Linked DNA regions of Homo sapiens: all the other regions are linked to region 1. The links are chromatin loops, found by intact Hi-C in ENCODE. Cell type or tissue: heart left ventricle. All regions are shown on one strand. Each heading gives the region's core, and the rest is flanking DNA. Links, peaks and the distances in the headings are about the cores only.

Evidence for each region. Hi-C counts contacts between places; a loop is a spot of excess contacts. Peaks named below come from ENCODE experiments on the same cell type or tissue, not always from the same donor. Only the 100,000 strongest peaks of a DNase experiment are listed, where the experiment ranks them.
Region 2: a loop joins it to region 1, with 5 times the contacts of the local background. A loop is called at or near these places in 11 of 110 quality-filtered maps.
Region 3: a loop joins it to region 1, with 2.7 times the contacts of the local background. A loop is called at or near these places in 8 of 110 quality-filtered maps.
Region 4: it touches region 1 in a loop (2.3-fold over the local background); 8 of 110 quality-filtered maps call a loop at or near these places.
Region 5: it touches region 1 in a loop (2.7-fold over the local background); 11 of 110 quality-filtered maps call a loop at or near these places.

The regions. Positions count from the first base shown.
Region 1 is chr7:71,405,295-71,411,234 of GRCh38, forward strand. The region is part of intron 3 of GALNT17 (polypeptide N-acetylgalactosaminyltransferase 17); the gene reads left to right. Among named protein-coding and RNA genes, the nearest start is that of MIR3914-1, 100 kb to the left of the region's middle. In heart left ventricle, for the core only: no CTCF peak of the experiment used is centred there; a DNase peak (open chromatin) is centred at 3,087; H3K27ac peaks cover 558 bases.
Region 2 is chr7:71,235,876-71,241,815 of GRCh38, forward strand. The region is part of intron 1 of GALNT17 (polypeptide N-acetylgalactosaminyltransferase 17); the gene reads left to right. Among named protein-coding and RNA genes, the nearest start is that of MIR3914-2, 69 kb to the right of the region's middle. RefSeq lists an enhancer at 3,202-3,702. In heart left ventricle, for the core only: a CTCF peak has its summit at 2,272; a DNase peak (open chromatin) is centred at 2,266; H3K27ac peaks cover 4,856 bases.
Region 3 is chr7:71,261,539-71,267,478 of GRCh38, forward strand. All of the region lies in intron 1 of GALNT17 (polypeptide N-acetylgalactosaminyltransferase 17), which reads left to right. Among named protein-coding and RNA genes, the nearest start is that of MIR3914-2, 43 kb to the right of the region's middle. In heart left ventricle, for the core only: a CTCF peak has its summit at 2,609 (motif pointing right); no DNase peak of the experiment used is centred there; H3K27ac peaks cover 1,517 bases.
Region 4 is chr7:71,272,231-71,278,170 of GRCh38, forward strand. The region is part of intron 1 of GALNT17 (polypeptide N-acetylgalactosaminyltransferase 17); the gene reads left to right. Among named protein-coding and RNA genes, the nearest start is that of MIR3914-2, 32 kb to the right of the region's middle. In heart left ventricle, for the core only: no CTCF peak of the experiment used is centred there; no DNase peak of the experiment used is centred there; H3K27ac peaks cover 4,138 bases.
Region 5 is chr7:71,242,605-71,248,544 of GRCh38, forward strand. The region is part of intron 1 of GALNT17 (polypeptide N-acetylgalactosaminyltransferase 17); the gene reads left to right. Among named protein-coding and RNA genes, the nearest start is that of MIR3914-2, 62 kb to the right of the region's middle. In heart left ventricle, for the core only: no CTCF peak of the experiment used is centred there; no DNase peak of the experiment used is centred there; H3K27ac peaks cover 1,612 bases.

The DNA of each region.
Region 1 (5,940 bases), core at 577-5,576:
GCTGGCCCTCTGTCTTAGTCCATTTGGGGACTGCTATAAGAAGTACCTCAGGTTGGGCATTGTGGCTCATGCTTATAATCCCAGCACTTTGGGAGGCTGAGGTGGGAAGATCACTTGAGGCCGGGAGTTTGAGACCAGCCTGAGCAACATAACAAGACCCCATGTCTACAAAAAATAATAATAATAAAATATTAGCCAGGCATAGTGGTGCATGCCTGCAGTCCCAGAAATAATACCGTAACTACTTTGTATCCATAAAAATAAAAAATAACAAAGTTAAACAAAAATGCCTTAGACTGGGTAATTTATAAACAGTGAAATGTATTGCTCACAATTCAGGGGGCTGGGAAGTCCAAAGTCAGTGTCTGGTGAGGGCCTAGTCCTCATAGATGTCTCTCTATGTGTTTCTATGTCTTGTAAGTGGTGAACCAGCTCCCTGGGGCCTCTTTTGTAAGGACACTCATCCCATTCATGAGGGTAGAGTCCTCCTGACCTAATCAGCTCCCAAACACTTGCCCTCTTAATACCACCCCATTGAGGCATTGATTGGCATTTAACATGAATTTTGAGGGAACACAGACATTCAGCACATAGCACACGCTCTGTGCTTCCGTTTTCTCATCTGTAAAATGGGGTCGATCGTGCCTTTACCTCACAGAGTCTTTAAGAGGTATGAAGGAATTGTTGTAGGCCAACAGCATGTGGCTCTTAATAAGGACCCAGTAAGTATGAAGACAAATGTTGTGGAATGTTACGAGTTTCCAAGACAGCCCATTCACTGGTTAAATTACCAAAGGAGATCTAATTTGGCTGACTAGTGTTCTGGAGTGTTTCCTGATTAGCTGACATTTTTAGTGAGCTTGGTTAGCAATTTGGGGATATAAATATTTCATTATAGACACAGACAAGCATAGTATTTGAAATGTTTGAAAAATAGTGATTGTCAGCAGAAAAGGAACTCTGGCATTGGTGGAATCTGCCTCCCCAGTTGGTATTCTCACTGAGAAACTAACAAAGCTTCCGCATTGGGCCCCTTACTTGCACGGGTGCCCTTCGAGGTCATCTGATGGCCCCTTGTTGTGTGTTTACATGTCATGCATTTTTGGAGAACTTACAAAAGTAAGCTTTTAAAATGTTTCTCAAAGAGAATGCCTCAAATTGTGTAAATTTCAGGTCCCACAAAACCCAGGTTCATTTCTGGGATTTGCTATCTCCATTGGACAGATAAGAAACCCCCTAGGTTGCATGAGCAGAATATGCAACCGAGTTTCTCCCCGCGCCACCATCTTTTCGTTCATTTTTAAAGATAATATTTTAAAACTTTGTCTAATAATATTTTTAAAATATTTTAAAATAGTCTTTGTAGGGCTGCTTTTATACATTTAGCTGATTGGTTATTTCAGGCATAAAGGTATTCTCAGGCGCACCTGTATTTCCAGGTGGTTTTTTTTTTTTTGAGATCGCATCTTACTCTGTCACCCAGGCTGGAGTGCAGTGGTGCAATCACCGCTCACTGCAACCTCTACCTCAAGCTGGGCTCCCACTTCAGCTTCCCAAGTAGCTGATACCCAAGTGTTTTCAGTCTGTGTTTTATGTTCTTTCTAGGGCATCAAAGCTAATTCTTACATATATAAAATATTGAAATCTCTCTGAAAAAAAGAAAAAAAGAGATGATGCAGAAATGTCAAGTGTCCTGACTAATGTCTGTGCCAAACTCTGCGTTGAAGACCATTTTTTCACTGTGATCTCTGTCATAAATCCCTAAGCACAGAGAACTGGAAGTTTCCATTGGGGTGGAGAGAAAGGCCGGCATCTGGGAGGGCCCAGGGTATGGTCACCATGCAGGGGCTGGATTCTCTCCACATCCAGTCTTGAAGAGCTCAGGAACTCAAGTCCCATCAGGATGAGGAGTCTTATCTAAGTGTCTCACCAAATGCTTCCAGACAGAGGTAGACTTGGAAACCCATGGAACAAGCTAGGAGCAGAGATGTGCCCAGGGAGAAGGTGGCCTAGGAGGAACCCAGGGGAGGGGCAGGCCAGCTGACCAGACTGGGCTTTAGGAGCAAGCCTGCAGTCCATCAATTACCAGCATGGGGGTTGGAAGAACCCCCTGGCCACAGAATATGAATCAGACCTTCAGCAAGGTCAAGGGTTTTAAATTCACACACACGGTCCAGGCATGGTGGCTCATTCGTGTAATCCCAGCACTTTGGGAGGCTAAGGCAGGAGCATCACTTGAGCCCAGAGTTCAAGACCAGCCTCAGCAACATGGTAAAACCCTGTCTCTTCAAAAAATAAATAAAATTAGCCGGACATGGTGGTGCATCCTTGTAGTCCCAGCTACTCAGGAAGCTGAGGCAGGAGGATCACTTGAGCCCAGGAGTTGGAAGCTGCAGTGAGCTATGATCCGGCCACTGCTTTCCAGCCTGGGTAACAGAATGAGACCCTCTCTCAAAACAAAACAAAATTACACACAACATAAAATCACCTCTTCTGCACCGTCAAAATTAACAGACATAAAAGACCACATATTTTACGACTCCATTTTCATGAACCATGTGTATTAGGCAAATTTATAGGGGCAGAAAGCATGTTAGTGGTCACCAGGGGTTGGGAAAGGGGAGATGGGGAGCAGCTGCTCAATGGGTATGGGGTTTATGTTTGGGGTGATGAAAAAGTTCTAGATAGTGGTGATAGTTGCACAACATTGCGAATGTACTCAATGCCAGTGAATTGTATATTGTAAAATGGTCAAAACATTTTAAACATGGTAAAAACAATGAAAAAAGTGAACCAGTGCTTTTGAGATGTTTGGGGTTTGCGTGAGAACGACCTGGGGGTGCTGGCCAGTTCCACTAAGGCCCACTGAATTAGGGATACCGAGAAAGGAGCCTCGGAACCTGCATTTTCATAAGGTCCCCAGTGATTCTCACTCTGGGAATACTGGCAGGCATTTTCATTCTATTTTGTTTCTTAATTGGAACGTGCCATATGTGCTATGTTCTCGTCCCCAGCTGTCACAACCCATGCATTCACAGTGAGCAGCATGCCCAAACCTCAGCAGCTGCTGGTGGGGAGAGGTGTTGGTGATAAGCGTGGCAGTGGTGGCAATGGGAGTTGATGGTGTCAGAAGGAGTGTTGATAGAATTGTGGCAGTAGTAGCAGTGGTAGCAGGAACAGGGAATGAAAGCAGAAGGCAGGACCATATGGGATCCTTGTCCAGGGACTGACCTAATTGTGAGATTGCCCCACGCAGAGGTGGCCAGCCATCAGGATCCCAGTATTGGAGCCAAGCTTGGTGGCTCACATCCATAATTCCAGAGCTTTGGGAGGCCAAAGTGGGGAGCGGGGGAGGGATTGCTTGACGCCAGGAGTTTGAAACCAGCCCGGGTAACATAGCGAGACCTCATCTATACAAAATAAAATAAATTAGTTGGGCATGGTGGTGTGTGCAGGTAGTTCCAGGTACTCAGGAGGCTGAGGCAGGAGGATCGCTTGAGCTCAGGAGGTCGAGGCTGTAGTGAGCCGTGATTGCACCACTTCACTCCAGCCTGGGCAACAAGGCCAGACCCTGTCTCTGTCTCTGTCTCTGTATATGTGTGTGTGTGTGTATGTATGTATGTATGTATGTATTTATATGTATTTTATATATATATACTGTATATGTGTACATGTGTATATATACATATATATACACACATACATATATATGCACATACACAAACACACACACACACACACACACACACACACACACATTTAAATATATCTATATTTTAAAAGATTCCAGTTTTGGAAATGGCATGCCAAACCCTCACCATGTAGGCCAAAGTCACTTCCAAGGGGTTCAGTTTTTTAGATGAGGCAGGACAAGTAGGTCGTAGGCAGTGGGGAAAGTGGAGATGGACAGGGCAACACTGGGATTCTGGAATGTCAGCTCAGTTGGAGTAAGCTCTGGCCCACACTCAGGGTCTAATTCATCCCAGATGGAGTTAGGCAGGGGGGTAAATGCTAAGCCAGAGCCACCCAATATGCACTTAGCAGACCAGTTGATGCAGCAGCTCCCCATTTGAAGCTTGTAAGAAATACAAGTTCTTGGGCCACCTCAGACTTACTGGTGATTCGGATGCAGGTTAAAGGTAGAGGAACACTCACTCATCTAAGCTTAGACAGATTCTCCTGAATCTCCATACTCTGAAGGGCAATTGAAATATTCAGTAAGTCTCATCATCAAGGCTTAACAACTGTGTGAGGGTTGAGAGGTCAGGTTGCCCACCATTGTGGATGTGCAGACTTGGCCAAGTCCTGGACTGGGTGGCCACTTCCCAAGTACACATAAAAATCCCAAGCACTGACACTTTTGCATTGGTTCTGGAAGCAGGTGGAGCTGAGTCTGTTTTAGGACCACCAGGTTCGTATGTCCACTGTGCAGTAACAGATCAATTATGCTGAGACAGCAGGATTTGCAACAGAGAAAGAGTTTCATGAGTATAGGGTAGCCAAGTGAGGAGACAGGAAGAGATCCTCAAATCCACCTCCCCAACGATTTCTGGGCTGGGGCTTTGAAGGGGATCATGGAAGGTGAGAGGCTGGAGAATCAAGGTCATTCATTGATCAGGGTAAAGGGGATGAAATTATCAAGATGTGGAAACTGCGTTCTTTGGTGAGTCAGCTTCTTGTGGGGTCCTTCAGACCAGCTGATGTCAGCAGTTTCATTGGTATGCAGGACATGAAAGAATATCTCAAAGGGAAAACTTAATATTTTATAATGTTCAAGTTGTTATCTATAGAGCAGTTAAAGGGGACTGTAATCTTGTAACAGGGTCTATTGTCCTAGTCATTCTAGGACAATAGGCACTAAGAAACTATGATGAAACAGGTCAGAGACTAATGATTAATGCTGAATGTGCTGCACGCTTGGTTTATTTTAATTTTCCCCTCACTTCTTTCCTGATTTTTTTTTTTTTTTGAGACAGAGTCTCACTCTATTGCCCAGGCTATAGTGCAGTGGCATGATCTTGGCTCACTGCAACCTCCACCTCCCAGGTTCAAGGGATTCTCCCACCTCAGGCTCCTGAATAGCTGAGATTACAGGCGTGTGCCACAAAGCCAGGCTAATTTTTATATTTTTAGTAGAGACGGGGTTTCACCACGTTGGCCAGGCTGGTCTTGAACTCCTGACCTCAGGTGATCCACCCACCTTGGCCTCCCAAAGTGCTGGGATTATAGGTGTGAGCCATCACACCCAGCCTCCTGATTAATTTTATAAAGTGTATAGGGGCAATTTCAAGTCTACTAGGTCAATACTTGCTCCTGAGCAGGGCTCTGAGCCCAGGGATGGTACCGATAGTTTATTCTGTCATATCACTGAAAGTGCGGGATTGAGACAGAATTCTGTAATGTTCTTTGCTTTAGTTCTTACCGTTTTGTAGCTTTCTTTTTGCCAATTTATGCTCCATGAGCCTGGATGACATGTGTTTGTTTTATTGTTAAGGAGCAGGTATGCATACCTCCCTCTCCAGTCCTTCCTGATCACAGGCAGTGTTCGCTTCTCCCCCTCAACCTCCTCAAATGCTGTTTATCAAAATCTTAAAAAACACAATGGTTCCCAAATGGCACTTGGCCAATTTTGTATTGGATTTTATAACATTTATTTTTGTCGAAATGAGTTTCTGCATTTATTTTTGCAGAAATGAGTTTCTGTTTTCTTCTCTGAGTTTTTTGTGAGGAAAAAAGAAAGTAAGATGTTTTTCTTAGTGTTCTTATAATGTCCTAGAATGGTTTCATCTGTTAAGGATGATAAAGGATCTTAGGTGAAGGGGTGACTTTCTTTTTTTTTCTTTTTTGAGAGAGTCTCGCTCTGTCACCCAGACTGGAGTGCAGTGGCACAATCTCAGCTCACTGCAACCCCTGCCCCCTGGGTTCAAGCGATTCTTCCAC
Region 2 (5,940 bases), core at 376-5,375, 170 kb before region 1:
TGCCATTTAAAAGTCTGCTCTTGGTCAGGCACAGTGGCTTACGCCTTTAATCCCAGCACTTTGGCATGCTGAGGCGGGTGGATCACCTGAGGTCAGGAGTTCGAGACCAGGCTAACCAACATGGTAGAAACCCTGTCTCTGTTAAAAACACAAAAATTAGCCGGGCGTGGTGGCAGGCACCTGTAATCCCAGCTACTTGGGAGGCTAAAGCAGGAGAATTGCTTGAACCCAGGAGGTGGAGGTTGCAGTGAGCTGAGATCGCGCCACTGCACTTCAGCCTGGGTAGACAGAGTGAGACTCTGTCTCAAAAAAATTAAATAAAAAAAAAAATAAAAATCTACTCTCTTAGGAAAAGAGCTGACAAACTCACTTACACTGAGGTGTAAGGGGCGGCTGAGGGCTTCATTGCTACCCTATCTCAGGGTATTTTAATTTTCAATGGTGTAAAACTGAGCTCCAAAGACCAAACTGAAACTTGCTGCACCAGAAAGCAAACTGCTTTGTCAAGGCCACTGGCTGTAGGTTTCAGCAATACCATTGTCCTCACAGCCTCACTGTTGGACGGGCCTAGTCTCCTGCTTAGGGCGTTTTTCTCCAGGGCTCTGCAAACTACACATCCTGGGTGCCTGCATAATTGGCTGCCTATAGGGGTGCCTTGTTATCTTTTTCTATAAGATGGGGAATACATTGCTTTGCCTTAGACTTGCTGTCATCTGTCCCACCTGGGAGGGACGGGCTGGTGTTCCCTCTGCTGCCAAACACTCCTGGATCGCAGGATGCAACCTCCAGGCTGTGTGCTGATGCAACCGAACAATAGCAACAAGAACCAGAAACATGGAATCCAGGCCAGCCCTCGGCGGGGGCACCTGCCCTTGACCTCCCTCGCAGCACTTCTGCGGGGTGTTTACAAAAACTGCACCTGCTCTAATAGCTGATGGTCGTGCTGGGAGAAAATAATAATCTAAGCCATTAGAGAGAGAGAAGAAAAGAAAGCCAGGACGGGGAAGGGAATGATCCATCCTCTGCTCTATTTTTGTCTGTGCTCCACGCTCACTGAGTGTCCTTGAGGGAGATGCCTAAGTTCTTTGTCTTGGTTTGTTACTGCCCTGGCAAAATCTCATGCATCGCCTGCCAGAACACCCAGGGAATCTCGTGGCTCCCTGACAATGCACAAACACGCTGCCACATTCTTTTTTGGGGGTCCAGAGAGTGGGAGGTAGGGTCAAAAACCACGGGAGTGGAACTGAAATACCCCCATTCATCCAATCATAGGCAGATCGCCTCCTTCTTTAAATTGCCTTTGAAAAATAGCTTTATTGTCTCCGTATGTAATGCAAGTAGGCATTCCCCCGGCAAGTTCGGGGGAGTAGCTGACATTTGTTGACTGTTTACTGTAGGTGTGAACTTTATATGCACCATTTCACTTGATCCCCATTTTCAAGATGAGAGAATTGGGGCTCAGAGGGGTGTAGTCATTTGCCTGGGACGGAACAGGAAGATGTCTGGAATAAGGGCCAGCCCTGGGTAGATGTGGTGGCTCATGCTTGTAATCCCAGCGCTTTGGGAGGCCAAGGCAGATCGCTTGAGGCCAGGAGTCTGAGACCAACTTGGCCAACATAGTAAGATCCCATCTCTGAAAAAAAAAAAAAAAAAAAAAGAAAAAACAGGGCATAATTGTGTACGCCTGTAGTCCCAGCTACTCAGGAGGCTGACATGGGAGGACTGCTTGAGCCCAGGAGCTTGAGGCTACTGCGAGTTATAATCAGGCTATGGCACTCCAGCATGGGTGACAGAGTGATACCCTTTCTCAAAAACCAAACAAACAAACAAGTAAACGGAAAATAGCCAGCCCCAGCACAGAGCTTAGCACACAGCCAGGGGCTTAATAAATAATTAGTGGCTAAATAAGAGTTTTGGAACTTTTTGGGGATGTTTTCCCATCACCCCACTGCCTCTTAATGCCTCAGTTTACTCACTTTTCAAATAGGAGTGTGGACTGGTGGACTAGATCTTTGTGTGTGATGGGGATGCGTTAGGGGGCACCCGTTTCTATCCTTGCTGAGTTTGAAATCACTTGAGAAATAAACACGGGAATCTGACCAATGGAGTGAAAAATATCCACTTTATTTATTGAGAGAAGCTGTGCTTAAGGGCGTGGCTTAGATCCATGGCCACAGTGAGTCTCCCACTAATCCACTCCACTATTTAATGTATTCAGCAAACAGAGCCAGAGCTGGGCAGCTCCCCTGTGGCACAGAGCACATTCCATAAGGCAGAGGGCAGAGCAGCCACACTCTCTCTCTGAGCAGGCAGAACTGTAGGAGAGAGCCCCAGAGGAACTGAGCCAAGAGCAGTTACTTTCTTTTGCAGTATTTCAGGCATGGAGGGGACTCTGGTTCCAGGGTGGGAGGCAGGGAAGGTGAGGGGTTGGGAAAGAGGTCTCTCCCAGAAGCCTTTCACATTTGCATCTAGCTGCATTCGGAATTTATTTATTTATTTAGAGAGACATGGTCTCACTCTGTCTCCCAGGCTGGAGTGCAGTGGTGTGACCATAACTCACTGCACCCTTCAACTTATGGGCTCAAGTGATCCTCCTGCCTCAGCCTCCCAAAGTGTTGGGGTTACAGGCATGAGCCATCACCCCACTGCACCTGGTCTGTGTTCAGTATTTATTATAAATGATGGGCTAAATATTGAAAGGTGGGGAAATGAAGGTCTCGCCAGCCCTGTGAATGACTGGGATTCTGTGTGTGTTCTGGCTTCCAAGTGGGATAATGAAATGGTGCCTCTCTCTGTGTGCGGTTAAACACCCATTCATACCACAAGGAGGTTGTAGTCAGCAGCCTGTCTGGTGGCCCCGTGGGGGTCTCCAGCATTTATACCCTTGTTAATCCTCTCCCCTGGAATGTGGGTGGGACCTATTGACTCATTCTAATAACTACAATGCAGCAGAGACCATGTGTGCCACTTCTGAAATTAGGTTATAATAAGACTGTGGCTTCTATCTTAGGGTGTGCCCTCTCTCCGTCTCTCATGTCACTCACCTGGGAGAACTCAGCTGCCACACCGTGAGGTCCCCTTGTAGATAAGCCACATGGCAAGGGCTTGAGGCCTGTCAGCAACCGTGTGAGTGAATCTGGAGGAGAATTCCCCCTTGTCCCCAGTCAAGCCTAGAGATGAGCCTGCAGCCCCAGCCGACAGTCCCATTGCAATCTAATGAGACACCTTGAGTCAGAGGCACCAAGCTATGCTATGCCCAAATTTCCCACCCATAGAAACTCTGGGATAGTAAATATTGTTTGGGCTGGGCACAGTGGCTCATGCCTATAATTCCAATGCTTTGGGAGGCTGAGGTGGGAGGATTACTTAGGGCCAGGAGTTCAAGACCAGCCTTGGCAACATGGTGAGACCCTGTCTGTACCCCCCCCCAAAAAAAAATAAATAAAAATTAGCTGGGCATGGTGGTACATGCCTGTAGTCCCAGCTACCTGGGGACTGAGGCAAAAGGATCACTTGAGCCCAGGAATTCAAGGCTGCAGTGAGCTATGATTGTGCTACTGCACCCCAGCCTAGACAACAGAGAGACACCCTGTCTTGAAAAAGAAATAAATAAATGAAATAAAAAAATACTGTGTTCATGACTCAGTTGGGGTAATTTGTTATGCAGCAAGAGAGATCTAATGTCAAAGCCCTTTCTCTTTTCTTCTGAGAGGTTCCTGCATGACAGCAGTATCTAGAAGGGCCAGTGATGCTTTAACCCCAAGGCTTCTGATTTCACGAAGCAGGGCTGGATCTCTGAAACGGCACAGCTGAGCAGAGCTTGGGATTGTTTTTCACTCCAGGCCCCAAAGTAGGGACACAGACAAGCTGGGACATGTGACGAGGCTCTGGAAAACAGGTTTAAAAATAACTTTACTAGCTCACACTCTGAAATTTAAGCCATCCATTTAGGAAATGCTGAGTGTGGCTAGAAAAATGAGTTTTACATTGTTATTCTTCAAGAATAAAGTGATAAGTGACTTCAGAGTAAGGGGAAGTGGTTGTTTGCAGAGCTTATTAAAAATAAGCTGTCATTTCTGTCCTATATTACATTTGAGTCACTGGGAGTTAAAACTCAGTTTTCTTACATTTGGGTGTTTTAAGAGACTTTGGACATATTGAAATAAAAGAATGCCTCACAGTTACACAGAAGTGACATTTCCCACGTTTTCCCTTAGAGGGTGGAACGTTAAAAGCTTGCCTAACTCTTTTGGATCCTTACCTAGTAGCTACTTCACAGCCTGGGGAGAAGACAGAAGTAGACAGAGATGCATGCCTGTCTCAGCCGAGACCGGAGAATTGTCAATTGTATTTAGATGAGATATAATCTCAGATATCAAATGTATTTTTTCGTTGTTTTTAATTTCAGTTTTTATTTTGGATTCAAGGGGTACATGTGCAGGTTTGTTACAACGGTTTATTGCATGATGCTGAGGTTTGGGCTTCAGGTGAACTCATCACCTAGGTAGCACAGTATCCAGTAGGTAGTTTTTCAACACTCACTTCCCTTCTTGTCTCCCTCTATTTGGAGTCCCCAGTGTCTGTTGTTCTCACCTGTTAAGTCCATAGGTACCCATTGTTTAGATCCCACTTATAAGTGAGAACATGCAGTATTTGGTTTTCTGTGTCTGCATTAATTCTCTTAAGATAATGGCCTCCAGCTGCATCCAGGTTGCCGCAAAGGCCATGGTTTTGTTCTTTTTTATGCCTGTCTAGTATTCCATGGCGTATACGTACCATATTTTCTTTTTTCTTTTTTTCCTTTTTTTTGAGATGGAGTCTCGCTGTCGCCCAGGCTGGAGTGCAGTGGTGCGATCTCGGCTCACTGCAGGCTCCGCCCCCCGGGTTCACGCCATTCTCCTGCCTCAGCCTCCCGAGTTGCTGGGACTACAGGCGCCCGCCACCTCGCCTGGCTAATTTTTTGTATTTTTAGTAGAGACGGAGTTTCACCGTGTTAGCCAGGATGGTCTCGATCTCCTGACCTCGTGATCCGCCTGCCTCTTCCTCCCAAAGTGCTGGGATTACAGGTGTGAGCCACTCGTACTACATTTTCTTTATCCAGTCCACTGTTGATGGGCACCTAGGTTGATTCCATGTCTTTGATATTGGGAATGGAAATGGCAGCATTTTGGGGATCAGATAGTTCTGTTGCTCTGGCTCTGAGCTTGCTGTGTTTATGATGATGTTCTCTGTAAGTTCTTTGAAAGTGGCTTGTTTTGCCATCATACTTGGAATATTCTAAAGTTAAAAATTTTCAAGGAGACGAATGCCCTTGGATTACTTGATACCTTTCTCACTCTTTCTCTCCTCCCTGGTTTGGCGGATCTGGTAAGGGCCCTGATGGTAGAGTTGTTTGGGTAAGTAAGCTCCCTGGGGATAAACATCAACTTCTGTTGTATCCTTCCCCCTTTGTGAAAAAGATTGCTGTTTGTCCACTTCACCCTCCCTAGAGATAGGCTTTTTAGCTGGACATGTGGCCACCCAGAGAAGAATGATACTTCCCAGCTTCTCTTGCATTGTGGTCGCCTGGAGGTGAGTAGATCCTTTCCTCTAAGGAGATATAAACCAAAGAACAGGGATGTGAACCAAAGTGCCACGTTCCATTTCCAATTTTGCTCTTAAAGGCAAGGAGCATGCTTTACTCTTCCCTTTCCTCTTAGTCTGTTTGTGTTGCCATAAAGGAATACCTGAGGCTGGGTGCAGTGTCTCATGCCTGTAATCCCAGCATTTTGAGAGGCTGAGGCAGGAGGATTGCTTGAAGCCAGGAGTTCCCAACCAGCTTGGACAACATAGGGAGACCTTGTCTGTACAAAAAATTTAAAAAATTAGCCAGGTATGGTGATGTGAACCTGTAGTCCCAGCAGCTTGGGAGGCTGAGGCAGGAGGATTGCTTGAGCCCAG
Region 3 (5,940 bases), core at 382-5,381, 140 kb before region 1:
TCCAAACTGGAAGAGACACTGCAAATCATTTGGTGGGGTCACCAACCAAGAGGAGGAAGCTCCTTCCTCCGTGAAATGGAGACCCTGGAAGGTTGGCTTCGTGTGCCTTGAATCCCTGAGGTAGTGCCTGGCAGGGGGCTTGCCCTGGTGCCCTTGGCTGTGACAGTGGTGGTGATCGTGACAACCGTAAGGAACACTGGCTGGGCATTCTTCTGTGGAGGTGTAGCCTCTGTGCCAAGTGTGTCTCAGCTTTTTGCACGTGTACTTCATTTATTCCTCTTAGGAATCGGAGGTGGTAGTTACTATTATTATCTCACCCTTTTCACATTGCCACCTCCATGGAAAATGATGGTGTTTCTACAGCATAGTGGAGTAAAATAAGACAGCTGCCAGAGGTGACGAGCTTGGGCCCTCTTCCCGGGAGCCGTGAGCACTGAGGGGGTCTACATCTTGGGCACCCCGATTACCTGAGCGTGCACCTAGGAGGCTGTGTTTCTGACGCGTGATGATGGTGATGGTGAACAAGAATGTCAGGATGAATTGCCCTGTTGGTTTCTTCTTTTAAATCTTAATTGATTTTTATTTTTTTTGTAGGCGAGATCTTGCTCTGTCACCCAGGCTGGAGTGCAGTGGTGCGATCATAGCTCACTGCAGCTTCAAACTCCTGGGCTCAAGTGATCCTCCCACCTCAGCCTTCTGAGTAGCTGGGACTACAGGCATGTGCCATTTTGCCTGGCTGATTTTTAATTTTTTTTCTTGTAGAGGCAGACTGTCATTATGTTGTCCAGGCTGGTCTCAAAGTCCCGGCCTCAAGCAGTCCTCCTGCCTCAGCCTCCCAAAGTGCTGAGATTACAGGTGTAAGCCACTGTGCCCAACCTGTTTCTTATGTATATGTCACTTGTCATTGGCAGGCAAATTGGAGTTGTTCACTTGGCACAATTTCAATTCTTGGGAACTATTATGGGTTGAATTGCATTTTCCCCAAATTCCTATGTTAAAGTCCTAATCCCCAGAACCTCAGAATGAGACTGTACTTGTAGAAAAGATCTTAAAGATCTTAAGGGATAATTAAATTAAAATGAGGTCTTTAGAGTGGGCCTTAATCCAAGATGACTGACTGGTGTCCTTTTTTTTTACTTTCTTTTTTTTTTTTTTTTTTTGAGACAGGGTCTTGCTCTGTCACCCAGGCTGGAGTGCAGTCGCGTGATCTTGGCTCACTGCAACCTCTGCCTCCTGGGCTCAAGTGATCCTCCCACCTGAGCTCCCCAAGTAGCTGGGACCACAGGCACGAGCCACCAAGCCCAGCTAATTTTTGTTTGTTTTGTAGAGATAGGGTTTCACTTTGTTGCCCAGGCTGGTCTCAAACTCGTAAGTTCAAGCAATCCACCCACCTCAGCCTCCCAAAGTACTGGGATTACAGGCATGAGACACCACACCCAGCCGACTGGTGTCCTTATGAGAAGAGGAAATTTGGACACACATGTGTGCACAGAGAGGAAAGACCATATGAGGTTGCACAAGGATAAGACGGGCCATCTGCAAACCAAGGAGAGAGGCCTGCAGAAAGAAGCAGTCCTTTGGGAGGCTGAGGCAGGCGGATCTTGAGGTCAGGAGATTGAGACCATCCTGGCTAACATGGTGAAACCCTGTCTCTACTAAAAATATAAAAAATTAACTGGGTGTGGTGGCGGGTGCCTGTAGTCCCAGCTACTTGGGAGGCTGAGGCAGGAGAATCATTTGAACCCGGGAGGCGGAGGTTGCAGTGAGCTGAGATTGCGCTACTGCACTCCAGCCTTGGCCGCAGAGCGAGACTCCAAAAAACAAAACAAAACAAAAAAACAAGAAGCAATCTTGCAGCACTTTGATCTTATGCTTCCAGCCTCCAGAACGATGAGACAGTGAATGTCTGTTGTTTCAGCCACCCAGTCTGTGCAATTTTGTTATGGCAATGCTAGCAAACAAATACAGGGAAGAGAACTGTTTGCCACTTGCAGGAATTTACCTTTAGAGCCTCCTTGGGTTTTCCTTGCCTCTGAAAGAGTGGGTCACAAACTTTAGTGGGCTTGCAAACACCTGGAGGTCTTGTTAAAACCTCAGTGATCTGGCCGGGAGCGGTGGCTCATGCCTGTAATCCCAGCACTTTGAGAGGCCAAGGCGGGCGGATCACTAGGTCAGGAGATCGAGACCATCCTGGCTAACACGGTGAAACCCCGTCTCTACTAAAAAAATACAAAAAGTTAGCCGGCGTGGTGGCAGGCGCCTGTAGTCCTAGCTACTTGGGAGGCTGAGGCAGGAGAATGGCGTGAACCCGGGAGGCGGAGCTTGCAGTGAGCCGAGATCACACCACTGCACTCCAGCCTGGGCGATAGAGCGACATTCCGTCCCAAAAAAACAAAAAAACAACTTCAGCAATCTGATGTTTCCATGTGTGGGAGCGAGTGGGGCTTGTAAATTTGCGTTTTCTGGCATCTTCCTAGGTGATACTGCTGGTCTTGGGGACTATCGTTTGAGAGCTACTGCTCTGGCACTTGCAAGCCTGGAGGTGGCTCTCAGCAGGCCCTCCTATTAGCTTTTTGAACATTTTGACTTTGAGAGTGAGGGGAGAGCATGTGGATTAGCCTGCTGGGGGCAGCTGATGCTTCCAGTTGTGCCTTCATTCCTCTTGGACCTGCTCTCTAGGGGTTGAGCATGCCGCACATGCTTTCTTTATCATAGGCCCTCTTAGTTTGACAGCTGAAGGACACAACCCTTTATTTAGTCTTCGGTTCATTCTCCCTGTGTTTTTTGGGTTCTTCTTGGTTCTAGTCTTATATAGGCAGATACATTTCTGGGGTTACCTGGGTTGTACCTGAGGGGGTGAAGACAGTCACGTTATTGAACCTACTGTAAAAATGTAATAAATTCTAGAACTTCCATACCCTCCACAATCCTAGTGCTGAGTATTTATGCAAAGGAAAGGAAATCAGTGTGTCAGAGGGATACCTGCACCCCTGTTCATTGCAGCAGTATTCATAATAGCAAAGGTATAGAATCAAACTAAGTGTCCAGCAACAGAGGAATGGATAAAGAAAATGTGGTGTGTATGCACAGCAGAGTACCATTTGACCCTAAAAAAGAATGAAATCGTGTCATTTGCAGGGACATGGATGGAGCTGGAGGTCACTATGTTAAGTGAAATAAGTCGGGCACAGAAAAGAACATATTGAATGTTCTCACTCATATGTGGAAGTTAAAAAAGTCGACCTCATGGGGCCAGAGAGTGAAGCGATAGATACCAGAGGCTGGGAAGGGTGAATGGCAGGGGTAGGGTTCGTAGAGAGGTTGGTTAATGGGTGCAAAAATACAGTTAGAAGGAATACATTCTAATATTTGATAGCAGAGTAGGGTGACTGTAGTTAACAACAATGTATTGTAGATTTCCAGATAACTAGAAGAGGACTTGAAATGTTCCCAATTCATAGAAATGATCAACCCTTGAGGTGATGGACACCCCAAAACCCTGACTTGATCATGACACATTTGATGCATGTAACAAAATACCACACGTAACCCATAAATATTATATATATATATATATATATTTTTTTTTTTTTTTTTTTTTTTTTTGAGATGGAGTCTCTCTCTGTCACTCAGTCTGGAGTGCAGTGGCGCGATCTTGGCTCACTGCAACCTCCGCCTCCTGGGTTCAAGTGATTCTTCTGCCTCAGCCTCCCAAGTAACTGGGATTATAGGCGCATGCCACCACACCCAGCTAATTTTTGTATTTTTAGTAGAGACAGGGTTTCACCATATCGGCCAGGCTGCTCTCGAACTCCTGACCTCATGATCTGCCCGCCTTGGCCTCCCAAGGTGTTGGGATTACAGACGTGAGCCACTGTGCCCAGCCAGCTATATAAAATATTATGTATCAATATTTTTTAATGTGAGAAATTCTTAAGAAGATCTTTATGTTGATACCACATAATGATAGAGTGTAGAGAGGCTAAATTTGCACAAGGAGGGCAAGGAAGGTTTGACAGAGGTGGTGGTATCAGAGCTACTGTGTGACTGATTAGCAGAGATTTTCTTGGCAGAGAGGGGAGGCCCAAAGTGTTCTCTTCTAAGGCAGCAGTATGTGCAAAGGCACAAGGATTGGAAACAACCAGCCTCTCTAGGGGAAGATTTAAGGAGATAAGTGTGGCTGATGCATGAGGTCCATGGGTGGAGGCGTGGTGGGAGCTGAGAAGGAAGGGATAGGTTGGTGCCACTTGTGTCTACTGGGAGTTCAGTATTAATCTTTTAAGGAACAGGATGTATTAGTTTCATGCTGCTGCTGTAACAAATGGCTTCATAGTGGCATAAAACACCACACATTTATTCTTATAGTTTTCGAGGTTAGAAATCTGAAATGAGTTTTACAGGACTAAAATCAAGGTGTCTGCAAGGCTGCCTTCCTTCTGGAAGCTCCAAGGGTGAATGTAATTCATTCCTTTCCTCTCCTAGCTTCCAGAGGCTGCCAGCATTCCTTGGCTTATGGCCGCATCACTCCAGTCTCTGCATCTGTGGCTGCATCACTTTAGTCTCTGCATCTGTGGCTGCATGGACTTTGTTACTTTGATCCTCCTGTATACCTCTTATAAGGACTCTTGTGATATCATCAGGCCCACCCAGATAAATCCGGCATAGTCCCCCCCATCTCATGAGCCTTAATTTACTCACATCTGCCGATATGGTTTGGCTCTGTGTCCCAACCCAAATCTTATCTCAAATTGTAATCCCTATGTGTCGGAGGAGGGGCCTGGTGGGATGTGACTGAATCATGGGAGCGGACTTCCCCCTTACTGTTCTCATGATAGAATCCTCATGAGATCTGGTTGTTTGAAAGCATAGCACTTCCCACTTTGCTTTCTCTATCTCTCTCCTGCTCTGCCATGGTAAGGCGTGCTTACTTCCCTTTCATCTTTCCCCATGATTTTAAGTTTCCTGAGCTTCTGCAGTCATGCTTTCTGTTAAGCCTGCAGAACTATGAGTCATTTAAACCTTTTTCTTCGTAAATTACCCAGGCTCAGGTAGAGCTTTATAGGTATAGAGATTGGACTAATACATCTGCAAAGCCCCATTTGCCATATTGGGTAACATTCACAGTTTTTGGGGGTTAGAATGTGGATATCTATAGGGGGTCATGATTGAGCGTATTGTAGGGGAATTGAACAATTCAACTCTGCAAGGGGAGAGAAGTGCAACCTGGAAGGCCAGCTCTGCTGCTCTACCGGGTTGCATGAGGGAAGAGGAGAGCCTGGTCCCAAATATTGTCACTGGAGATGGGCAGGAGATGGTGGCTTGAACTAAGAGGGAAAAAAATTGGTGAGAATTTAGTAAAGGAGGCTGAAGACCCAGGAGGCATTGAGACTGACTCTGAGGTTTAAAATGCTGTCATTTTTTAATGGTGTCATTAACCAGGAGAAAGTGTGCAGAGCCTCCAGTCTCCAGTTGCCTGGCATACTTTTCTTGGTCTTTGCAACAATTTCAGGAATCCTTCCCTGACATGCAAAAGCCCATCCCCGAAGCAACGTGCTTTCCAGTTAGCACATGCTGCATCCCTGTGCTTCACAGTGACTTGCCTCACTCCGTTTGCTAGGCTGCAAGTTTCTGCAGCACCATGCAAGGTGCCTGTCCAAGCCAGGCTCTGGTTCTGTCGAGCTCCCCATTGGTATATAAAGATGTAGGTGTCCTTTGCGAGCTGCGCAATTGGCTATTGCCAGGATGCCCTTCTCAGGCTCCACGCCTTCCTGGAATGAGCCTTGGGGTTGAGTAGTTAACTTTGATATCTCCTGTTAAGGGATTTTCTAGTTTTTTTTTTTTTTTTCTTCTAGGAGGATATGTGGTTTTTAACATAGACATAAATAAGTCTAATAGGTAGAAATGACTTTGAAATAATTCATCAAGGAGGAATAATTCAGC
Region 4 (5,940 bases), core at 286-5,285, 130 kb before region 1:
ATGGACATTTGGGTTGTTTCCAGTTTGGGGGAATCATGAATAAATCTTCTATTAAACATTCATATACAGTCATGTGAACATATGTTTTCATTTACCTTGGGTAGATACGTAGGAATGGGATTCCCAGGTATCATGTGGTGAGCGTATGTTTCACTTTGTAAAAAAACGCCAGCCTGTTTTCCAAAGTGGCTCTACTATTTTGCATTCTCACAGCTATGTATCAGGCAGAGTTCAGGTTGCTCCACATCCTTGGTGACACTTGGTATTGTCAGGTATTTTTTTAAGCCATTCTAGTAGGTGTGTAGATGTCATGCAGGCTTTTGTACATGGAAGGGCAGGAATGTCTTGGGGGAAAGTCAGCCTCAGTTACTGCTCCCATAAAGCTCTTTCTCCTGCAGCCCTTCAACCTGCGCTTCAGACAATCGACAGCAGGATTCCCTGTTTAGATTCACTTTGTGCCAACAACCTGTGAGGCTTGGCAGCCTAAGGCCTGGATGCCCTTTGGTGAGAGGCAGGCACAGTAACAGGGCAGACAGTGACCAATATGACATGAGGAGGCCTGAGATGATATTTCTTCTCTGATACTTACTGCTCTTGTAACATCCCCACATCATTTAAGCTCTATGTCTGTCTCTCCTGTTATGTAGAAGATATAGAGTTAATCATGTCTGCTTTTTCACCCTACCGGAGAGCAAAGAAGAGCCTTGAAAGTTGAAATGTTCAATTCAGAGAAGAAAGAAGAGAGCACGATCATTTTTATTGCTTTTGAGTTGCTGCCAGCTAAAACCTCAGGTCCAAAGTAAAAACACTCCTGTTATTAGCAGTGAAGGTTGACAAGACTGTTTTTCATCCATCTTATTGTTTTTTTAACAATTTTATATGCATATAATTCCATGATAATGACATAAGAACTGCTTGGAGAAGAAACTGCATGTTCTTTTGTGATTTTTAATATAAAATTCTCTTTGGGCTAAGGCAACCCCTTGTAATCACTCACCTCATTTCCCTGATACCAGTTCTCTGAAATGTTATTGTAGACCTTGCTCCAATTTCAAACGCTGTCAACTCTTGCACATAAAAACAGTTGTTTATATAGTTTGTGGATTACTCCTTTTCCCTCTTGAACTATTTGTTTCACTGCTCAATGCTATTCCCAGTTGGTTCTGACAGGAGAAATGGAAGATAATGAAATATCGGCTAGATTATTTTCTCCCTGGTTATAGCTATTGTGAAAGTTTGGCTAAAATGTAGTATTTTTGTCTGTCTGGAGATTTGAGTTGTTCTTGCTATCTCCCTTTTCTCTGTTAGCAAAGTCAGCAAATGGTTGAATCAAGGTAGACAATGAAGTATTCCTGTTTGTGGTCTCCAGTTTCTGTCCTATAGACATCACAAGGTTATTTGCAGAGTTTGTATGAAACAATGTTTTTGGAGCCTAATTCTCATTTGTACTTTAGAGCCAACAGATGTTTCTTTTAAGAACATAGGAAAAGAGAGTGAGATAAAGAGACTTTGGCTAAGCATTCTTTTGATCAGCCATGAAAAGTTTGACTTTTAACTGTTGGTCAAATACAATCATGGCATTTCCAAAAATTTTTCTCTAATGAGATAATGTGTGTGTGTGTGTGAGAGAGAGAGAGAGAGAGAGAGAATGAGAGACACACAGAAAGAGAATGTGAATCATAGGTTTCCACTGACCTGTTTTAATTTTAGAGACTCATTTCAGGGATGTGCACCCACAGAAAAATGCCTGGCATCTAAGCATAGCATGTGCCACACTGAAGAATATTCTGGTTCATTTCAAGCTGTACTATGCTGGTAAACCAGCCCTCTGGGTAGGGCGAGGGCATATGTTCGGTGGTGGTGGTAGGGAACCTTCATTTGTGGCTTTTGCCTGTTTCCCTGGTGTACATATTTCTACTCTGGTGGATTTCAAGTTAGCAGCATTTGGCAGCTAGTTTGCAAAAGTCCTAAATATTTAACAGTAGGCTCTGGGGGAGCTGGCTTCAGCACACCACTCATTTTGAGGGACATTCTGCTTTTTATTTGATGTATTAAATGGATGTTTTTAGAGATAGGGTCTCTCTGTTGCCCAGGCTGGTGTGCAGTGGCATGATCATAGCTCACTGCAGCCTTGACCTCCTTGTGCACAAGTGATCCTCCTGCCTCAGCCTCCTGAGTAGCTGGGACTACAGGTGTGCGCCACCACACCTGGCCAATTTTAAAATTTTTTGTAGAGGCAGGATCTTGCTATGTTGCCCAGGCTAGTCTTGAAGTCCTGGCCTCAAGCAGTCCTTCTTCCACGGCCTCCAAAAGCGCTGGGTTGGCAGATGTGAGCCACTGTACCCAATGCTCATTCTGCTTTTTATGTATTTCACTTTTGCACAGATCCCCTAAGACATTGGTCTGGAACACACCATCCACATCAGTGCACATGAAAATAGTTCAAAATACATTAAAAGATGCCCCCTGGCTGATTTTGGCATGACCAGTAGTACCTACAACTCTGTGTTCTTGTGTGTTTGTGCAGGCTCACCAGCCTGTGGATGTCCAGGTACCCCGCAGAGGCTGTCAGCAGGAAGAGTCTGGGCAGACAGGAAAACTCAGGGCTTCCTTCTGATTTGCATTTCAAAATGAAAATGAGAACTTTTCAAAAAAATAGTTATCCTGCCAACAACATTGTTATACTACTGATGGGCTGGGGACCATGCTTGGCCCTGGGGGGTCGAAAGGGGAGCAGACCACAGTCCCTGCCTCTGGCCCTGGGTCACCATAGTGGGGGCTGAGGCAGGCTGTGAGGGTCTGTATTGGGAGTTCGGCTCTTGAACAAATCTACTGAGTGGTTTCAGTACTGGGAGATCCTGAAATGGTTTGTCTTTGCCTACAGCCATCTTGGAAAATGGCTTAATCTCTCCGGCACCTCTCAGTTTCCTCCTTGGTCAAGTAAATATAATAATCCTTCCCTTATAACAAAGATTCTCAGAGTCAGAAGTTGCAGGGGGGTCCTTACGTTAATAAATGCAGCATCACCTGCATACTTCTTAGAAATGCAAATTCCCAAGATGTAGTGACTCACGCCTGTAATCTCAGCACTTCGGGAGGCTGAGGTGGGAGGATCTCTGGAGGTCAGGAGTTCAAGACCAGCCTGGGAAACATAGTGAAATCCCATCTCTGGAAAAAAGAAAAAAGAAATGCAAATTCCCAGGCCCCACCTTCAGACCCTGAAGATCAGAAGCCCTGTGATGGGCTTGTGTTTTACCAAGCCTTGCAGGTGATGTTGGTGCTGAAACCAGCTCTTGTGTGAGACCCACTGAGCTGCAGGGCTGTTAGGGTCACCATGGCCTTTTGTGAACACAGCTCAGCGCCTGTCACATGTAAAGGCTCTATCTACGGCAGTTCCATGGGGGACACAAATAGCTAGAAAGCGTTTTGAGCTGTCTGAAGGTTGAGGAAGTGGGATGCACGTGGTGCTAGCTTTATTTTGGGATAGGAAGGAGAGAAGGAGGCAATGTTCCTTTTGCAGGATCTGTTGATAGAACTCTCCTTCCCCTAAGGCATCAACTGCCTGGTTCTCTTACTGCCAATGTTAGAAGCTCCCTTCCCCACAAGTTGTGGCCCAGTTCTTTGTCCTGACTCTTGGAGTCCTGGGAGATCGTGGGTCTTCCTGAATAGAAGTAGAAATGAACTATGCGATGGGCTCCTCTGCACAATCCACAACCACCAGCTCCTTAGCTACTTATACCCCTGGCCTACTTGTTTCATTTTCTTCATAGCACTTATTATTCCTGGCACTTAATTTTGTGATTTGTTGCTATAATGTTTACTTGTCCCTGGTCTTCCTTGTCCATCAGAACAGAAGCACTCTGAAGGCAGAGACATTATCTGTTTTGTTGGCTGCGGCCTCTCCGGCACCTGAGAACAGCAGCCGGCATGTGATGGGTGCCCCTGTAAATGTCTGTGGAATGGCTGACTGGCTAGCTGGGTGGGTAGCAGGGCAGGTGGCTGCAGGGGTGGGGGTGGTCCATAAGAGTGAGTGTTCTGAGCTGAACATACAACTGCCATTCGATCCAGTAATCCCACTACTGGATATTCACTCAAAGGAAAAGAAATCATTCTATTTAAAAGATACCTGCACTTGTATTGTGCCATTCACAATAGCAAAGTCAAGGAATGATATGGTTTGGCTCTTTGTCCCCCACAAATCTCACCTTGAATTGTAATAATCCCCACATGTCGTGGGAGGGACCCAGTGGGAGGTAATTGAATCATGGGGGTGGGCTTTTCCCATGCTGTTCTCATGATAGTGAATAAGTCTTATGAGATCTGATGGTTTTACAAAGGGGAGTTTCCCTGCACATGTCCTCTTGCCTACCACCATGTAAGACGTGGCTTTGCTTCTCCTTTGCCTTCTTCCATGATTGTGAGGCCTCCCCAGCCATGTGTAACTGTGAACCCATTAGATCTCTTTTCTTTATAAATTACCCAGTCGGCCGGGTATGGTTGCTCACACCTGTAATCCCAGCACTTTGGGAGGCCGAGGCGGGTAGATCATTTGAGGTCAGGAGTTTGAGACCAGCCTGGCCAACATGGTGAAACCCCCTATCTACTAAAAATATAAAAATTAAGCAGGCATCGTGGTGGGCACCTGTAATCCCAGCTACTTGGGAGGCTGAGGCAGGAGAATCACTTGAACCTGGCAGGCGGAGATTGCAGTGAGCCGAGATTGTGCCACTGCACCCCAGCCTGGGTGACAGAGCAAGACTCCATCTCAAAAATAAATAAATAAATAAAGAAATAAATTATCCAGTCTTAGGTATTTCTTCATAGCGGTATGAAAATGAACAAATACAAGGAAACAACCTAAGTGTGCATCAGTGGTGGGTTGGATAAAGAAAGTATGTTATATACACCATGGAATACTATGCAGCCATAAAAAGGAATGAAATCGTGTCCTTTGCAGCCACATGGGTAGAGCTGGAGACTGTTGTCCTAAGTGAACTAACTGAGAAACAGAAAACCAAATCCTGCATGTTCTCACTTACAAGTGGGAGCTGAACAATGGGTACACTCGCATAGACATAAAGATGGAAATGATAGACACTGGGGACTATAAAAGGAGGGAGCGAGGGGCATGAGGGTAGGAAAACCACCCGTTGGATACAGCATTCACTATTTGGGTGATGAGTTGATGAGAAACCTAAACCTCAGCATCACACAGTATACCTATGTAACATGCCTGCACATGGACCCTGAACCTAAAATTGAAGAAAACAAAATATATTTTAAAAAGAATATTACAAAACAGCAAGGTAACTTGTTACACAGTATATGACATGTCACATTTTTAAAATGATATAAATGTTACATTAAATAAAGAAGGAGTGTTCTGAGACACTGCCACTGCGCAAACCTGGGCACTTTACAGACGTGCCAAGAGAAAGGGTTTGCATCACAGCCTGCCTGAAACTTTGGTGGAAGCACTGAGAAAGTTAGTGAGTAGACAGCTGTCCAGAGGAGGGGAGAGAGTGTTTCCTTTGGAGGAATAATGATTATTGCAGTCTTTTTCACCCCAGTGCCCATCTGTGCCCTCCTTTTTCATTTATTGACATGCCACTTTTGTGCCATGGGCGGTCACCCGTGAAGAAAAACATTTCACTTACACCAAGGGGAAGAAAACTTCAAATCCATTATTTCTTTTCAGTTTGGAAAGTTTAATCTGTGAGCATAGCTTGTGTTTGGAGCCTAAGATAATTGAGCTTCTTTCTCCTGCTAACTTTTTTATTTATGATACTTAAGAGGAGGTCAAGCTAGGCAGTTCAGCTTAGCTTTTGATGTGTGCCCAGGAGAGGGTGGGATGGGGGATGCAGCAAAAAGTAATAATAATGATACTAAGAAAAGAGGTCACTGTGTGTCAGTTACTATGTTTCTGTTTAATCCACATAA
Region 5 (5,940 bases), core at 349-5,348, 160 kb before region 1:
AACGTCCAAACTGATTCACCTCCTATCTGCCACAGGCTGGAATGCAGATGTAGTTTTGAGTCAACTTGGACTACAAGGAAGAGGGCAACATTTAGGGATAGTGGGGAGGAACTTACAGCCTGGGCCCCTGAGGACTTTGCTGTGCAAGACTGCCATCTTCCCTGGTAAAGCTGGTGTCATTTTAGGTCTCTGTCACAAACAGCAGAACTGATATGCTAACTCACATCCTTTTATGTCTCCCAGGGTGCCCATTACTGGGCCTACTATAGAAGACACTCAATGTTCATTGCAGGTGTACTTTACCTTTCTGTGGTTTACAGCTAGTTAGGCCATTAGAATCTTAGAGTTGGGAAGAATATTCTAGATAACCTATCTGGTCCACTGATATGATTTGGCTCTGTGTCCCCACCCAAATCTCATCTTGAATTGTAATCTCCCTAATCCCTACATGTTGAGGGAGGGTCCAGGTGGGAGGTGATTGGATCCTGGGGGTGGTTTCCTCAAGGCTGTTCTTGTGATAGTGAGTGATTTCTCACGAGATCTGATGGTTTTACAAGGCAGTTTTCTCTGATCTTTCTTGTCCTCTCTTGCTGCCACCATGTGAGACGTGCTTCTTCCCCATCTGTCATGATTGTAAGTTTCCTGAGGCCTCCCCAGCCATGTGGAGCTGTGAGTCAATTAAATCTCTTTTCTCTATAAATTACCTCTTTTCTTTATAATTAAACCTCTTTTCTTTATAAATTACCCAGTCTCAGATATGTCTTTATGGCAGTGCGAAAATAGACTAATACATCTACTCTTCAATGATTTCAGTGTCTGCTCATCATTCTTGTCTAATATAATTCCGGCTTGCTTTATGATGTATAACATGTTGGGCGACCTTAATTCTACTAAAGGTTTCTTTTCCACAAGCAGAAATATGCAATCCTTCAACTTCCTTTGCTATTGTTTCTCTTTTCTTTTCTTGTCTTTTCTTTTCTTATTGAGATGGGGTCTTGCTAAGTTGCCCAGGCTGGACTCAAACTCCTGAGTTCAAGTGACCCCCCCATCTTGGCCTCCAGAGTAGCTGGGACTACAGGTGGGTGCTGCTGCATCCAGCCCTTTAACTTCCTTCGATCTTGTTCTTATTTTCCTTTTTGAGACCTCATAAAACAGCACATTTGGGGGCAGATAGTATGAGGAATGAGAAAAAACAACGGCCAAACTTGTGCAAAAATGAAAAATGTCTGTTCATAAAAGGACTGAAACAAGTCTATTGAATTTGGCCATGATGAGGTCATGATGTCGTTGGCAGGATCAAGAGTTTGTGGAAGCCAGATTGAAGTGGGGTGGGGTGTGAAATGAGAAAATGGGAAAATGGAACCGATGTGGATGACTATGCCAAGAAATTGGATTGAGAACTGGGGAAAGGGAGATGGAGGTGCAGGGTTAGAGGTGGCGTTTTCTGTGCCTGTGTTTAGGAAGGGAGTGACTAGAGCAGTTTAGCAGTTAAGAAGAGAGTGTGGATACAGAACTGCTCCAGCATCCGCCTGCTGCTACTGCATGCCCAGCTCTGCTCCGTCCAGATCCTGCCTGGCTGCACAGGCACCTCCTGAACTCTTCTAGTTCAATGCATCCTTCTTGGCTCCCACTTGCTCATTCTCTCTGGGTCTGCTGTCATCAGGGAGAATGCTTGCCAAGGTCATTAAGGGTTGATTGACACTAAGACATTTCAGTAATTCCTGGCATTTGGAGTTCTGACACCTAACACTGTAGCGTTTGGTTTCACGGCTCTTTTATTTTCTGGGAGCATTCCAGTAAGAGAGAAGAGAGCCTGATGGTCAGGAGCTGAGTCTTTGGAGACACACAGATCTGAGTTTGAACCTCAACTCTGCCCTTTATTAGTTGTGTGACCTTGAGCAAGTCATCCCACTCCTTTATCCCCATCTGTAAATAAAATGAGATAATAAAAATGCCAACCCCTTAGGCTTATGGTGAGGAATGAAGAGAGATTACGTGACAACTTTGTGGAAATGAAGATTTTAGAATGAAGGCAGAGACTGGGATCCCTCCCATTCCCAATACTTGGATTAAAAGTTGCCCAGGTGCGGTGGCTCATGCTTGCAACACTGAGGTGGAAGGATCATTTAAGGCCAGGAACTGGAGACCAGCCTGGGCAACATAGTGAGACCTTATCTCTACAAAAAAATTTAAAAATTAACTGGGCATGGTGGTGCACACCTGTAGTTCTAGTTGCTTGGGAGGCCAAGACGGGAGGATCACTTGAGCCCAGGGGTTCAAGGCTGCATTGAGCTATCATGGCACCACTGCACTCCAGCCTGGGATACAGAGCGAGACCCTATCTCCAGAAAAAAAAAAATCAACCAAAAAAAACCTCTGTCTTTTGGGAAGGACCCCTAGGAAGAAATGGATGTTTCTCAGGAAAAGCAATTAATCGATGTCACCTAGCCCCACTCTAGGACCTTCCAAATGCCTCTTGGTATCTGTGTTCTTTTCTTGGCTCCTGGATAATAAGTGGTTGAAATAATTACGTTCTAAGTCTTTGGCACCCATCTGCCCTCGTCCTCCATCCACTCGCTTGGTGGAGCCTTTGTCATTGTCGACAATAATATGACTGAAGTCTGTGGGCTTTTCTAACCCCACACATGATCTATACCAAGTGGGAAGATTCTGTGGGGGCCGTGCTAAGAGAGTGTGCTAAAAAGAGAGACTATTTTAAAAAACCATCCTAATTTTGTGAGGCAGAATGTTGTTGCCATTTTTACTTTGTGCTGCCTGTCATCCACGGGTGTAAAGAAGGGCACAGGTATGGAGTAGTCTATGCTCATGGTGACATTCCAGGCACATTTGTTGTCCTTGGGATGTTTGGAAAAGGGGGAGGCAGGTGGAAAATTTGGCCATGTCTGGCCAAATCTAGGTGAAAAAATAATGCTTTGCTGTGAAAGAGTGGAGACTTGGGAGCAATCTCTGGGCGTATGTGCAACCTCTAGTTCTGGGTCTCTGAAGGTTAACGCCCTGTGGACACTGGGGACTGAACTGGTTTAGATTTTTCTGTCTCTTTAATGGGCAAAGGCTAGAGATAATGAAGGTGAGTTCTGTGTGTAAATTAGTATTTCAAATTAGCTTCTGGAGGTGGAAAATTCTTTTAAAGAGGAGCACAGAGATCACTCAGTAAAAACAGGAGAAATCAATAGGGGAAGACTGGTGTGAATTGGGAAAGGTCTGCAGAGAGCAAGAGAGCAGGTTTTTTTTTTTTTTTTGCAAAGGTATCTTTGCACTCCTACCCTGTATAAGTGAGATTTTGCCTGGACCCCATAGCTGGTGGCCTTGTAAAATCAGAATCACACCTTTGGAAAGCCATTTGGAAGTACATACTCCGAGCCATAAAAATATTTCATACCTCTGAACTAGTAATCTTCCTTCTGGGAATTTATGCTAGGGAAATCAATCATAAAGGGGGAAAAGTGCCACATGCATGAAAATGCTGATGGCCTCATAGCTTTTTTCGTTGTTTTTTTTTTTTTTTTTTTTTTTTGAGACAGAGGCTTGCTCTGTCACTTAGGCTGGAGTGCAATGGCGCGATCTCTGCTCACTGCAACCTCCACCTCCTGGACTCAAGCAGTTCTCCTGCATCAGCCTCCTAAGTAGCTGGGATTACAGGCACCCACCCACCACTCCTGGCTAATTTTTGTATTCTTAGTAGAGATGGGATTTCACCATGTTGGCCAGGCTGGTTTCAAACTCCTGACCTCAAATGATCTGCCTGCCTTGGTCTTCCAAAATGCTGGGATTACAGGTGTGAGCCACCACGCCTGGCCCCTCATTGCTTTTAATATTAAGAATTTGGAAGCCACCTAAAAGACTAATAGGAATGGAATGGTCATTTAAATTATGGTATATTTAATCAATAGACTGCTATACATTCATTAAGATTATACTTATGAGGCCAGGCGTGGTGGCTCACGCCTCTAATCCCAGCACTTTGGGAGGCCGAGGAGGGCGGATCACGAGGTCAGGAGATCGAGACCATCCTGGCTAACACGGTGAAACCCCATCTCTACTAAAAATACAAAAAATTAGCCGGGCATGTGGCGGGCGCCTGTAGTCCCAGCTACTTGGGAGGCTGAGGCAGGAGAATGGGGTGAACTCAGGAGGCAGAGCTTGCAGTGAGCTGAGAACGCGCCACTGCATTCCAGCCTGGGCGACAGAGCGAGACTCCGTCTCAAAAAAAAAAAGAGATTATAATTATGAATACCCTTTAGAAGCTTGCATCTGTCTGAAATAAGTACTTTTTATGATATAAGCATAATGTAAATACTTGTCTGTACAATTGACTTTTTGGGGGGAGGGGGGAGGGGCAAGGTTTTGCCATGTTGCCCAGGCTGGTCTTGAACTCCTGGGCTCAAGTGATCTACTTGCCTCAGCCTCCCAAAGTGCTAGGATTAGAGGCATGAGCCACCACGCCCAGCCTATTACTGCTTTTCCTCTGCTGGGTTTGTGTTTGGTTTGTTCTTATTTCTCTAGTTCCTTGAAGTGTGAGCTTAGATTGTGTATTTGTGCTCTTTCAGACTTTTTTAAATGTTTATGTTTTTATTTGTGTTAGTATTTATCTTGAAGAAGAGTGAAAACATAATTAAAGAAGTACTGGAGAATGTTTTAAAATAGTACCATCATAGACAAAAATACTAACCTCGTTATAGCTTTGGGGATAGATGGGGAAAACATGAGAAAAATTTTTTGATGGCTACAATTGTCTCTTGAACGATGCAGGGGTTAGAGGTGCTTACCTCCTTGGCAGTTGAAAGTCCACAAATAACTTCAGGCTCCTAGAAACTTCACTACTAATAGTCTACTTTTTTTTTCTTTTTTGAGATGGAGTCTTTTTCTGTCGCTCCCACTGACAGTGCAGTGGCGCAATCTCGGCTCACTGCAACCTCTGCCTCCTGGGTTCAAGCTATTTTCCTGCCTCAGCCTCCCGAGCAGCTGGGATTACAGGCATGCGCCATCGTGTCTGGGTGATTTTTGTATTTTTAGTAGAGATGGGGTTTTGCCACATTGGCCAGGTTGGTCTCGAACTCCTGACCTCAGGTGATCCACCCACCTCAGCCTCCCAAAGTGCTGCGATTACAGGCATGAGCCACTGCACCTGGCCAAAGAGTCTACTGTTGACCAGAAGTCTAACCAGTAACATAAAGTCCATCAACACATACTATGTATGTCATATGTATTGTATATCATATTCTTACAATAAAGGCGAGCTAGAGAAAAGAAAATGTTTTTAAGAAAATCGTAAGGAAGAAGAAAATCTATTTACTGTTCGTTAAGTGGAAGTGGATTGTCATAAAGTTTTCATCTTCATCGCCTTCACATTGAGTAGGCTGAGGAGGAGAAAGAAGAGAGGTTGGTGTATTAGTCTGTTCTCACACTGCTATAAAGGAAGACCCAAGACTGGGTAATTTATAAAGGAAAGAGGTTTAATTGACTCACAGCTCCGCATGTCTGGGGAGGCCTCAGGAAACTTACAATCATGGTGGAAGGTGAAGGAGAAGCAAGTATCTTCTTCACAAGGTGGCAGAAAAGACAGAGAGAGAGAGAGCACAGGAAACTACACTTATAAAACCATGAGATCTCGTGAGAACTCACTGTCGTGAGAACAGCATAGAGGAAACTCCCATGATCCAGTCGCTTTCCACTAGGTCCCCCCCTCAACACGTGGGTATTACAATTTGAGATGAGATTTGGGTGGGGACACAGAGCCAAACCGTATCAGTTGGTCTTGCCGTCTCAGGGGTGGTCAAGGCAGAAGAAAATCCATGTATAAGTGGACCCATGTAATTCAAACCTGTGTTATTAAGGGTCAACTGTACTGCGACTTATATATAAAATAAAGACAGAAACATACAGATAGGACCTGAAAGGAACATACAGAAAATGAGAACA